Regions from separate parts of the Mus musculus genome. Here region 1 is linked to region 2. A link is a loop called in an ENCODE intact Hi-C map of the cell type or tissue named here. Cell type or tissue: heart. All regions are shown on one strand. Each heading gives the region's core, and the rest is flanking DNA. Links, peaks and the distances in the headings are about the cores only. Region 1 has its middle 4.0 kb from the start of Gm36809. Region 2 overlaps Rps19 (ribosomal protein S19).

Region 1 (5,370 bases), core at 104-5,103, 60 kb after region 2:
CTTGAAGGTTGCCTCTGGGAGCAGCTAACAGTGATGAAACTTCTCACCTCTGAGAACCTATTGTCCCAACCCCTCCCCCACAGCAGCCTGAGGCCACTGGAGCAGAAGCAAGGCTTGTTGGGTACTGAATGAGTCTGGTCCTTCCACACTGGACAGTAGTCAGAATGGTGAACACTTCTGTGGGTCCCCTTTGCACCACAGACCTGCATGCTGTGTGCTATTAACCCAGTTCTCACAACCTATGAGGTACGTATATACTGTCATCTGCATTATCTCCATTTTACCAATGGGGAAACTGAGGCACAGACATCTCTTGCCCACTATTCCACAGCTGAATGGTGTTGGAAGTGGGTCTGGGGTACATGGACTCCAGGGTGTGGGTAGTCCACCTGGACACTATGGACAGTGCCAGCTGCATCAGCACCCCAGCTTTGAACTCCCATGTTACCATCCCTATCACCCCAAACCCTTTGGAGGATCTTGACAACAACATCCCTGAGTGGCTCTGGGTTCCTTGAAGCCAGGGCCTATGTCTGATTTTCAGTACCTTGGGGCCAAGCACAGTGTACCTCACTGGGTAGGGAAGGAGGCTGGAGGGAGCCCGGGACTCTCAAGAGGCAGAGGAATGGTTAGGAGGAATGGGGAAGCTGGAATTGAGGCAGGTTGACTGTGAATGTCGGACTCAGGGAGTGAGTCTGATGGGGGAGGGAATTGCAGGCTGTGGCACCCCCCCCAAAAAAAAAACCCACAACTGACACCCACCCTGACCTAAGAGCTCCAGAGGGACCATGGGAGGTGGAGGTAGGGGCAGAAGGAGACGCCAGGAAGCGCAAGGAGTGTGTGTGGGGGGGAAAGGGTCAGACAGACAGATGGGGGTGGGAAGACATTCCGAAGACAGAAAGAGGTATGGGGGGGGGGGAGCCTAGGGAAGGACAGACAGACAGATTAGGGCCAGGGTGGGGCCGGGAGAGTAGAAAGAAGGCAAGGGAGAGTGGCCTCGGGTGAGGGAGGACAGACAGAGGGCATCCTGGGACTCCATGGACAGATGGACCGAGGGACTCGGTGTTGGAACGGCACGGCCGTGGGGCCAGGGCCAGGCCGAGGGCGCGCGCGGCGGTGGCTAGCGCGGGAGGTGGAGGCTGAGCGAGAGCGCGGTGTTTGTGGAGCTGTCGGCTGCGGTGGAATTATGAAAAATAGCAGGCATCGGAGCCGGCCTTCAGCTTCGATTAGGGGAGATGGGACATGACAGGTGCGATCAATACGCAGCCGTTCTATAAAGTGTCAAGTAATGAATCAATTTCGACTAAATTTTCCATTTTTCAGAGGCCGTTCTCCGAGAGAAGAATATCCTCTTTTGTAAAGATATTATTATCGATTTCGGCGGCAATTTGACATCAGGGGTAGTTAATTCCACTCAGAATAAAATTGAAAACACTTGAGAGAGAAAAGAGAGAGGCGAAGAGTGAGACAGAGAGGGAGAGAGGGGGGAGGGAGGGAGGGGCTGGGAGGGAGATCGAGATGGATGGACAGAGCGACAGGGATGGGAGATAGAGGGACAGAGGCTAGGAGACAGGGATGCACAGGAGGGGGGAGAAACTTGGGAGCCAGGAGCTTAGTTAGGTGGAGACAGGGACTCAGAGATACAGGCAAGATAAAGCAAGCACAAAGACAGATGGACAGACGGACAGATGAATAGGCAGGCAGACAGACAGACAGACAGACAATAAGAAAGTACAGCACAGAGTCATCAAGAGGATTCCCAAGAGGATGTCCTAGGTGTTAGCAGCTTGTTCTTGTGACTCAGAGAAATGGGGACAAAGGCCAGATCAAAGAAAGCAGCAGGAAAAACAGACGGAAAGAAAGGACAGAGATATGTGGGGAGGGAGGGAGCCTGAGAATGAGGGAAATTTAGGGAGCTGGAGCAAGAAATAGAGCAGGGGTAGGAGAGGAGGGAACCAAGCTGTACAGGAATGGTTCCTGAAGGGCATGAAGGGGCAGGGGTAAAAGCTGAAGGGATAGCATGGGGGGGGCAGATGCAAAGCTGTGGGGTCTGCAATGGGCTGGGGGCGGCACTCATGCTAGGAATATACTGTTCTCCAAAGTTGCTCTGATGGGCAGAAGCTCAGTGTATGTGGTGGTGGGGAAGGGGGTGATGGAGTGGCCTTTGGATGCTGTGGTTGGGGGTGGGTGGTGTCACTGCATGTGTGTCCCTATGTCCTGGCATCTGTGCAAACATTCCAGTCTGGTTTCCTGGACTCCCATCTGTGTGTATTTCAAGCCCTGTGCCTGCGCACACTATGGGGCCCTGGCCTGGCTGTCCCCATGGGGTCTCAGTCACAGGCAGTAGTGACAACATTTCTGGTTAGAGCCTGTCAGTCCCCCAGCTGAAATTTCCATTTATCCCTGAGCTGGTCAAAGGCTGCCTGGATGGAGGAGATGGGGGAGGGGGACTCCAGGAAAACGCTGTGGGTCTGAGGGAGGAGGGCCGAGGTCTGGACCTCCTGGTTTGAGGGAGGAGGCTGGATCTGAACTTCAGAGTCTGGGGGAGGAGCCCTGAAGCCTGGACACCACTTGATCCACATGAAAGCCCCTCAGCCTCCGAGGTCCTCCCCAGCAGTAAAGCCTGGGCCTGCTGCCCCCTAGCGGACATGGAAATTGGGTCCCCGAAGGGACGGTTGCTGACCATGGTAGCTCAAGAGGGAAGCTAGAGAGAGCCATTAGCCCCAGTAAAGACAGAATAGAGAAGGAAAGGGGGGTGGGGTGGAGATAGATGGAGAGATAGGGACCGAGATGAACATGGACAGATGAACAGGATCAGGCAGAGGACTGACAGACTCGTTTCCAAAGAGGAAAGGACAAGTGTGGCTGGGGAGTCATGGAAGAGGGAGGAATAAAGATGAGGAAGTCTGGCCCGAGGTGGTCTCAGGAGCAGCAGACAGAGACTGAGAGTATCAAAAGTTGTCAGCCAGGGAATGGGATGCAAGACCTGTAGGGATACTGTGAGGCAGAGAGCCATGGGGCTGAGTGAGAGAGTTGGGGGTGAAGGAACACTGGGGACAGATCCAGAGAAGGAAGAGAGAAGCTAGCTACAGGAAATAGTCAGAGAGGAGTCAGACAGAGGGCAGACACTCACGGAGAGACACATAGACTGAAGCAGAATCAGGCACGCACGCCCAGAAGGACAGGAAAGAAGTGGACAAAGATGGGGGGGGATATGGCTATGATGCTAGACCCCCCCCCCAAAGCCAAGTGGAGAGCCGGAGATGGAGCAGAGGGTGGTGTGGGGAGGGGCAAAGGAGGCTAGACCTGGATTCTGAGACCCTGCAGTCTGGTGAGACCGTCCAAGTGGAGGGGCTCTGGTGGCAAATCCTAGGAGGAGAGCTGGGGACAGGGACTCCCTTGGCCTGGGGTCTCTGCCTGCCAACCCCCTCCCAGTCCCCCCCCCCCCACCCGGCGGGCTGCCCGGCGGAGGCGACAGATTGAGCGATGAGACGCATTACGCACTTAATCCGCCTGATTGAATGTTTTGCTTTCGCCCAAATTGAAACATTAAACAACACGGGACGAGAAGAGGCGGCCGCAAATCACTCATGAAAGATTCATCTTCTCCCCGGCAGCCGCCACCACCGCCTGCCTCTGCTGCCGCCCACCCCAGCTAGGAAGCTTCTCAGGGTGGGGGTGGGGGCCGGGGCAGCACCCCTGCCTACCCCGAGTTTCCCCTTCTTCCCAACCTTCATGGCCCAGGAAGTCCTTCTTATTGTCTGGCCTCCATCCCACAGGTGGTATCAGGGACAGAGGCCTAGCTTCTTGGCCAGTTGGACAGGGTGACCTTGGTGCTGTCCTTGCCTCTGTCCACGGGGATCCCTCTCCTCATTTATGGGGGTTCAGATAGAGGACTGACAGTCTTCCGCTGCCCACCTACACCAGCCCCAGTTCTTGGGGATACATAAGGCTGAGGTGCAGGAGCCTCCCTTGTACAGGGGACCTTTTTGGGTTTTAGACTCAGACTGGGGGTGCTGTCTAGGGTGGGAAGTGAAAAGATGATTGGGCAACGGGGGGTGCAGGGGTGTGTCTGTGTCCTCTGTCACTCTGTGTGTCTGTCTGTCTGCATGGACACTTTATGCTCTCTGATTCTGTCTCTCTCTGTCTGTGTAGCTTGCATGAATGCCTGTCTATGTCACCACCCCATCATGCCTGTGTGACCTTGTGTGTGTGTGTAAACCAGTGGCCTGTAGGTGTCTGCAGGCCTATATCGGAGTGTCACCACCACTGTGAGCAGGATTTTTGTGAGGCGGATGTTGTCAGTATGTGACTCAGGGAGTGACTTGCAGTGATGCCTGTGTCTATCAGTCTGCATTTGTCAGTGTGTCAGCGTTCTCTGGTCACCCAGTCTGTCTGTGTGTCTGTGTTTAACCATTTCTGTGTCTGGGCCTGTTTCTCTCTCTCTCTCTCTCTCTCTCTCTCTCTCTCTCTTCCTCCCTCCCTCCCTCCCTCCCTCTGATTCTGTCACTGGTCGACAGGGTACTCACTGGGACCAAAGAAGAGTGAACAGAAGGGAAGGCCAGGGGCAGGGGGAAGGGAGAAGAAATCGAGGGGAAGGACAGAGAGAAAGACAGTGAAGGCAGAGACTCTGAGCACTGGGAGCAAGGAGCAAGTGTGAAGCAGCTGGGGGGGCGGGGGGCGGCGTGGACGCCACGGCCGGAGCGGGTGATCAATATTCGATTTAGGTTTTAATTCCGGGGCTTTCGGAGCCTGTCAGCCCTGATGTATGAGCTCACACCGGGGCCGCCCAGCCAGCCACCCCACCGATGCCCATGGCCTGGTGGCCTGTCCTGGCCCCAGCTTCCTTGCCCCTCTAGCAATGGCAGACCAAGGAGGAGGTGGACAAATGAACTTGGGCCAGGTTGCTCTCTCTCCGGCCTTTCCCTGGACCTATATTTCTGCCTTCTCCAGGGAATGCTCAGGGAGACAGCTGGGGCCCCAAGATCCTTATTGTCTAGGGACACCAGGCTGCTAGGCATCACTGGCCACACACAGCATGCTCACACAGGGGGGTATGTACACACACATCCTGCATGTGCACCAGCGCACACACCACCCAACATACCGGGGCCCATGCATACCAGGACTCAAGACACCTGTGCACACACAAACCCTGACACACATGATCCAAACATACGTGTGTCCACACGCATACCTGGACTCAAATTCACATGCATACACAAACTCCAAAACATGCATACAACTCCAATACACACACACACGTCCAGGTACTCAGGGATACACACACACATCTCTACACACACGACTGACAGATAGTCTCTACCAAATGTGTCCACAGACAGGCTCTGGCACACAAGCATGTGTGTC
Region 2 (5,370 bases), core at 96-5,095:
GACCCATGGTTGAGGCAAGGCACATTACAAGTTTTGAGGTGCCCACCACAGAAAGTGCCTGCATCAGGCACATGGGTATGGCCACACTTGATGAGGCTTATCTAGAACATGGGGCCAGTCTTGGTGAGGGGCAAAGATCCAGGGGTGTCAAACACCAGTTTTGGTACATGGTCTCAGTTACACAGTTGTCTAATTTCACACAGTGAAGGACAAGCAGGTGACCTCAGGCTCCCTCTTGCCCCACCCACAGCTTCCACAGCACGGCACCTGTACCTCCGAGGTGGTGCTGGGGTTGGTTCCATGACCAAGATCTATGGAGGACGGCAGAGAAACGGTGTCAGACCCAGCCATTTCAGCAGAGGCTCTAAGAGTGTGGCCCGCCGGGTCCTCCAAGCCCTGGAGGGGCTGAAAATGGTGGAAAAGGACCAAGATGGGTATGCAGGGTTGTGGCTGGGCCAGGGGTAGTCTTTGCCTGCTGGTGGCATGTGGTGGGGTTGTTGGACCTCCCTATAAATGAAGGTATGGGGCCTTCAGAAAGCAAAAGGGAGGGCCTCACCCAGACCTCTCTGGCTGACTTGCTCTGACTCTGGGAAGGTAATTTAGCGACTGTCTGCTTTCATTAGCCTACTCGTTAACTTTTCCCAATTGATTTTTTCGGGGCTTTTGATCTAATGCTTGCACAAACGACACCCCGTCAACTCCCAAGGGTCTCCCTCTCCTGCCCCGGGCTCGTTAGGATGTGGCTGGCCACAAGTGGGACTTGGCAAACACAGTGCAGTTCCATCACTTGGTACTTTGTTTGTGCACCACCCCTGGGGGGGTGGGCTGTACTCATCCAGGGTTTGTTTTGTTTTGTTTTGTTTTTCTTTGTACAGGGGCCGCAAGCTGACGCCTCAGGGACAGAGAGACCTGGACAGGATCGCTGGACAGGTGAGAGGTGCACGTTATGCGTCTGTTGAAACAGAGCGGGGGGGGGGGGGGGCTGGAGGCCACACTGGGAAGGGGTTAAAAATAAGGTATACTAGCCAGGCGGTGGTGGCGCACGCCTTTAATCCCAGCACGCAGGAGGCAGAGGCAGGCGGATTTCTGGAGGTCAGCCTGGTCTGCAGAGTGAGTGCCAGGACTATACAGAGAAACCGTGTCTTGGGAAAAAATTAAAAAAAATAAGATATACTATAATTGCTGGAGACTGGGTGCCCAATGTGGTATGAGGCTTCTATAAACTTAGACCTGTAGTCCCGTACAGATACTTGGTGTTAGGGCTTCTAGCCACTCTTCCTCCTTAGTACCAGGCACCAGGTTTACACAGCTTGGGATGGGGTAGAGATGTGGCAGACAGGTTCAGGCCCAGACTTTGTAGAGTGACTTCCTTCCTACCACATTCCATGTAAAGTGATGCTCACCCTGAACAGCAGTGGTGTAAAGAGGAGCCCTGGGATCTGACAGGCACTCCGTGCCTAATTTTCTCTCTACAAGAGACTCTACCACCTAAGGGTCTTGGAAGGCTTTAGCCCTTAACTTGGAGTCTTAGTAAAAAGAGCCTGACCCCAAACATTGGCAAACCCATCCCCTCAGGACAAAGGGCAGAAGCTTGAGCCCTGTGTATAATTTACAGAGTCAGAAGTGTCTGCAACAGTGGGGCTGAGGGCATGGATGCAGTGAGCTATGACAAACCTTGACCCCGCCCTGATCTTTCTGTCTTCCCACAGGTGGCAGCTGCCAACAAGAAGCATTAGAACAAAGGATGCTGGGTTAATAAATTGCCTCATTCATAATCCTGGTCTGGATCTGGTTTTGGTTTTCAAAACGATTTCCATGGGTGTCCTTAGCTATCATCCTGCTGAGGCTGGCCTTAAACTTAGATCACCTCGCCTTTGCAGCCACCATCCAGCTCTGGTCTGGGTCTCTTGGCTTCATTTAGGAGTAGAGGAATTGTGATTGTCCTCAAGACACCAGTGGAGCTGTGGCATTAGTGTTAGGGCAAGGCTGTGCATCTGTGGTGGTAATTGAGAAAAAACTGTATAGTTGAAAGTGACCTCCCCAGTCAGTCAGTCCCTGTGCTAAAGATGGAGCCATTCCTCCATGCTGTGTGTAGCCCCAAGTGCGGTTGAGCAGATTTAACCAAGTAAGCTGTATCGAGTGTGCTGGGCCTCTGAGCAGAAGTCTAACCCAGCTCAGTTGGTCATGGACGCATCCCAGGTGCTAGATGTTCCCTGTCAGTTCCTTATTTCTCCAAGCTAACAGGTTGATGCCAGGTAAAACTGGCTCCCAGAAGAGCCCTTGTTAAGTCCTTGCTGGAAGTGGCTGTTGACTCTTATACATGAGATCTGTGCAGCCTCTCCCAGTGTGAAGTGCATGCCAAGCAGTTTGCAGATGTTTTCCATGCCCAGCAATCCTCTGAAGTGTTGAATTGAAGCATTTGAAGAGAAGTCACATAGTGATTTGCTGAATGCTCTAAGGCTTTGAGAATCACATGGCCACGCGGTCAACCTTGGGCACCTACAATTCCCTCTAGCATGAGTACATTCTGCTCAGCTGAGCCATGACTGGATAAACTACCTGGCCGAGTAGGCATAGCTGCAGCTTCACTCTTCGGCCACTAGGTGGCAGCTGCTAGCCACTGCTGAACAAGTTAAATTCCAGCTCCTAGTTCGTTGGGAACTGGGGGTGCTCAAGATAGCTGTCCTGTGTGAGCAGGCCCCTACCACAACATTGGGGCCTGTAGTACAGAAGGGGAACGAATCTTCAGGAACTGCCAACTGCATTTAGTGGTACACCAAGCTCATGGAAGGGGGTTCATACCTACATAGGCTCAGCTGAACTGAAGAATCATGTAATTGCTGCAATTAAGATTTTATGTATGGGAGTACGCTAGCTGTACAGATGGTTGGGAACCTTCGTGTGGTTGTTGAGGGTTGAATTTTTAGGACCTGCTCGATTTGGTCCAGCCCAAAGATAGGCACACTGGCTGACAAACTGGAAGAGGGCGTCAGATCTCATGGGTGATTGTGAGCCACCATGTAGCTGCTGGGATTTGAACTCAGAACCTTCAAAATGCTCTTACCCACTGAACCATCTTAACAGCCCAGTTGCAGTGTTAATTACTGTGTAGCCTAGAATGGCCTGGAACCCCTGCCTCCACCTTCAGAGTATTGGGTTTACAATCAACCACCAAGTGTAGCCACTTGCCCTATTTTATTTATTTTTGAGACAGGGTTTCTCTATAGCTCTTGCTGTCCTGGAACTCCCTTTGTAGACCAGACTGACCTCGAACTCAGAAATCTGCCTGCCTCCCAAGTGCTGGGATTAAAGGTGTACGCCATCATGGACTTGTTTATGAATTATGAAACATTCCAGGCATGCAAAACAGTATTCAAAACAGCCTTGCAAAAGCTCTCCACCCATGGCTGGGAAAATGGCTCCAGGGTTTAAGAATACTTGCTGCTCTTCCAGAGGACCTGAATTTAGTTCCTAGCATTCATGTCAGGTGACTCTGCTGTAACTCCAGATCTAGGGAATGAAATGCCTCTGGCCTCAGACACTTCACTCAGGTGCACATACCCATGTGCAGGCCCACACACCTATACACAATTAAAAGTAACAGTAAATCTTTAAAATGCCCAGCCTAAGGAGTAACAGGGGAGTCAGGGATGGCAGAATACACCCACAATACTGGGAAGCAAAGAAGAGAATCACAAGTTTGAGGACAGCCTGGTCTACATAGGGAGATCCAGGCCAGCCAGAGCTCTGTCAAAAGACAAACAGGAAAAAAGTGTTATACAAAGAAAATCAGTTGTAACTCAGTAGCAGATCTCTTGTCTGGCACAGGAGGAGCCCAGAGTTCCACAGAAGCAAACATAAAAAGGAATAAACACACACAAAACCACTGCAAAGTCAAAATTAGGGCCTGGGGAGATGGCTCAGCTGTTAAGAACACCTGCCACAATGGGCAGTGGTAGCACACACCTTTAATCCCAGCCCTCAGAGGCAGGCGGATCTCTGAATTTAAGACCAGCCTAGTCTACCAAGTGAGTTCCAGGACAGCCAGGACTACACAGAAACAATGTCTCAAAAAACCAAAACATAAAAACCCACCTGCTGTTCTTCCAGAGGTCCCTGGTACTATTCTCTTCATCTATATGGCCTCTGAGTCCAGGGGGATCTGACAGCATACACGCAGGCAAAACACCCATGCACATTAAATGAAAATGAAACTTTGTGTTTGTTTTGTTCTGTTTGAGACAGGGTTTCTCTGCGTAGCTGTGGGGCTGTCCTGGAATTCACTCTGTACACTAGGCTGCCCTCAAATTCTGCCTGCCTCTGCTGGATTTAAAGGCACACATTACCTTCCAGCATTTTTTTTTTTTTTTTTTGGCTTTTCTTTTTAAAGGTGGGTGAATCCAGCTGTGTCCTTCTCCAGCCCCACCCAGTCCTCTTCCTCAGGAGGTAAGCATGATGTGGTGTGCACATTCATCTCTACCTTTGTCCCCAAACAGCATACAGTGACATTTTTTTGCCTTTGAAAAACAAGTCAACTGCCAGGCATGGTGGCACACCCACCTTTAATCCCAGCACTCAGAAGGCAGAGGCAGGCAGATCTCTATGAGTTCAAGGCCAGCCTGGTGGTCTTCACAGTGAGTTCCAGGACAGTCAGGGCTACACTGAGAACCCATCTCGAAAAACACAAAACAGAAGAGAAAACTAAGTCAACTGCATCATCTACACCAGTTTTTTTCTCCTCCCCATTTCTCCACTGACTTCCTCCCTGCTCGGTGGCTTTCAGCTAGCCTCTCTACAAAGGCTGGCTTTCCTCTTACAAACGTACCTTGGAATTCCTTTGCCATTTTCCCTACCAAAAGTATCGTGTAGTTTTTGTTTTCTTCATGATTCAGCTGCCCCCCTAAAGCCTCTTTCGAATTTTTTTATTTTTATTTGGGGGAGATGCTTTGTGTATGTGTGTGTGTGCACTACATGTGTGCATGTGCCCATGTACCTTTGGGAGTCAGACTGTCTGAAACTGGAGTTACAGACAGTTGTAACCCACTACAGGTGAGTTCGGGGCGTAAACCCCTGTCTTCTACAAGAACAGTGCATGCTCTTAACATGCTCTTAACATCTCTCTAGCCCCTATTTGGGGGGTTGTTCTGTCTGTCTGTTTGTTTGTCTAACTGTCTGTGTCAGGGTCTTGTTGTATAGCTCTGGCTATCCTGGAATTCATGACAGTTCTCCTGCCTCTACCTCCCTTTTGCTGTTTTGATTTGATTTGGTTTGGGGGTATTTGTATTGTTTTGTTTTGTTTTGTTTTGTTTTTTGTTTTTGTCTGAGGCCAAGTCTGCAGAACAGGCTGACTTGGAACTTGCCTTTATCCTG

The links. A loop is a pair of places that touch in the nucleus more often than their neighbours do. Peaks named below come from ENCODE experiments on the same cell type or tissue, not always from the same donor. Only the 100,000 strongest peaks of a DNase experiment are listed, where the experiment ranks them.
Region 1: a loop joins it to region 2, with 5 times the contacts of the local background. A loop is called at or near these places in 22 of 42 quality-filtered maps.

The regions. Positions count from the first base shown.
Region 1 is chr7:24,947,823-24,953,192 of GRCm38, forward strand. No RefSeq gene overlaps it. Among named protein-coding and RNA genes, the nearest start is that of Gm36809, 4.0 kb to the right of the region's middle. In heart, for the core only: a CTCF peak has its summit at 2,636 (motif pointing left); a DNase peak (open chromatin) is centred at 2,639; H3K4me3 peaks cover 368 bases; H3K27me3 peaks cover 5,000 bases.
Region 2 is chr7:24,888,032-24,893,401 of GRCm38, forward strand. It overlaps Rps19 (ribosomal protein S19), which reads left to right. Exons shown (of 6, transcript NM_001360119.1): 4 at 251-434; 5 at 876-930; 6 at 1,710-1,780. The coding sequence ends at 1,736. Among named protein-coding and RNA genes, the nearest start is that of Rps19, 6.1 kb to the left of the region's middle. In heart, for the core only: no CTCF peak of the experiment used is centred there; a DNase peak (open chromatin) is centred at 2,610.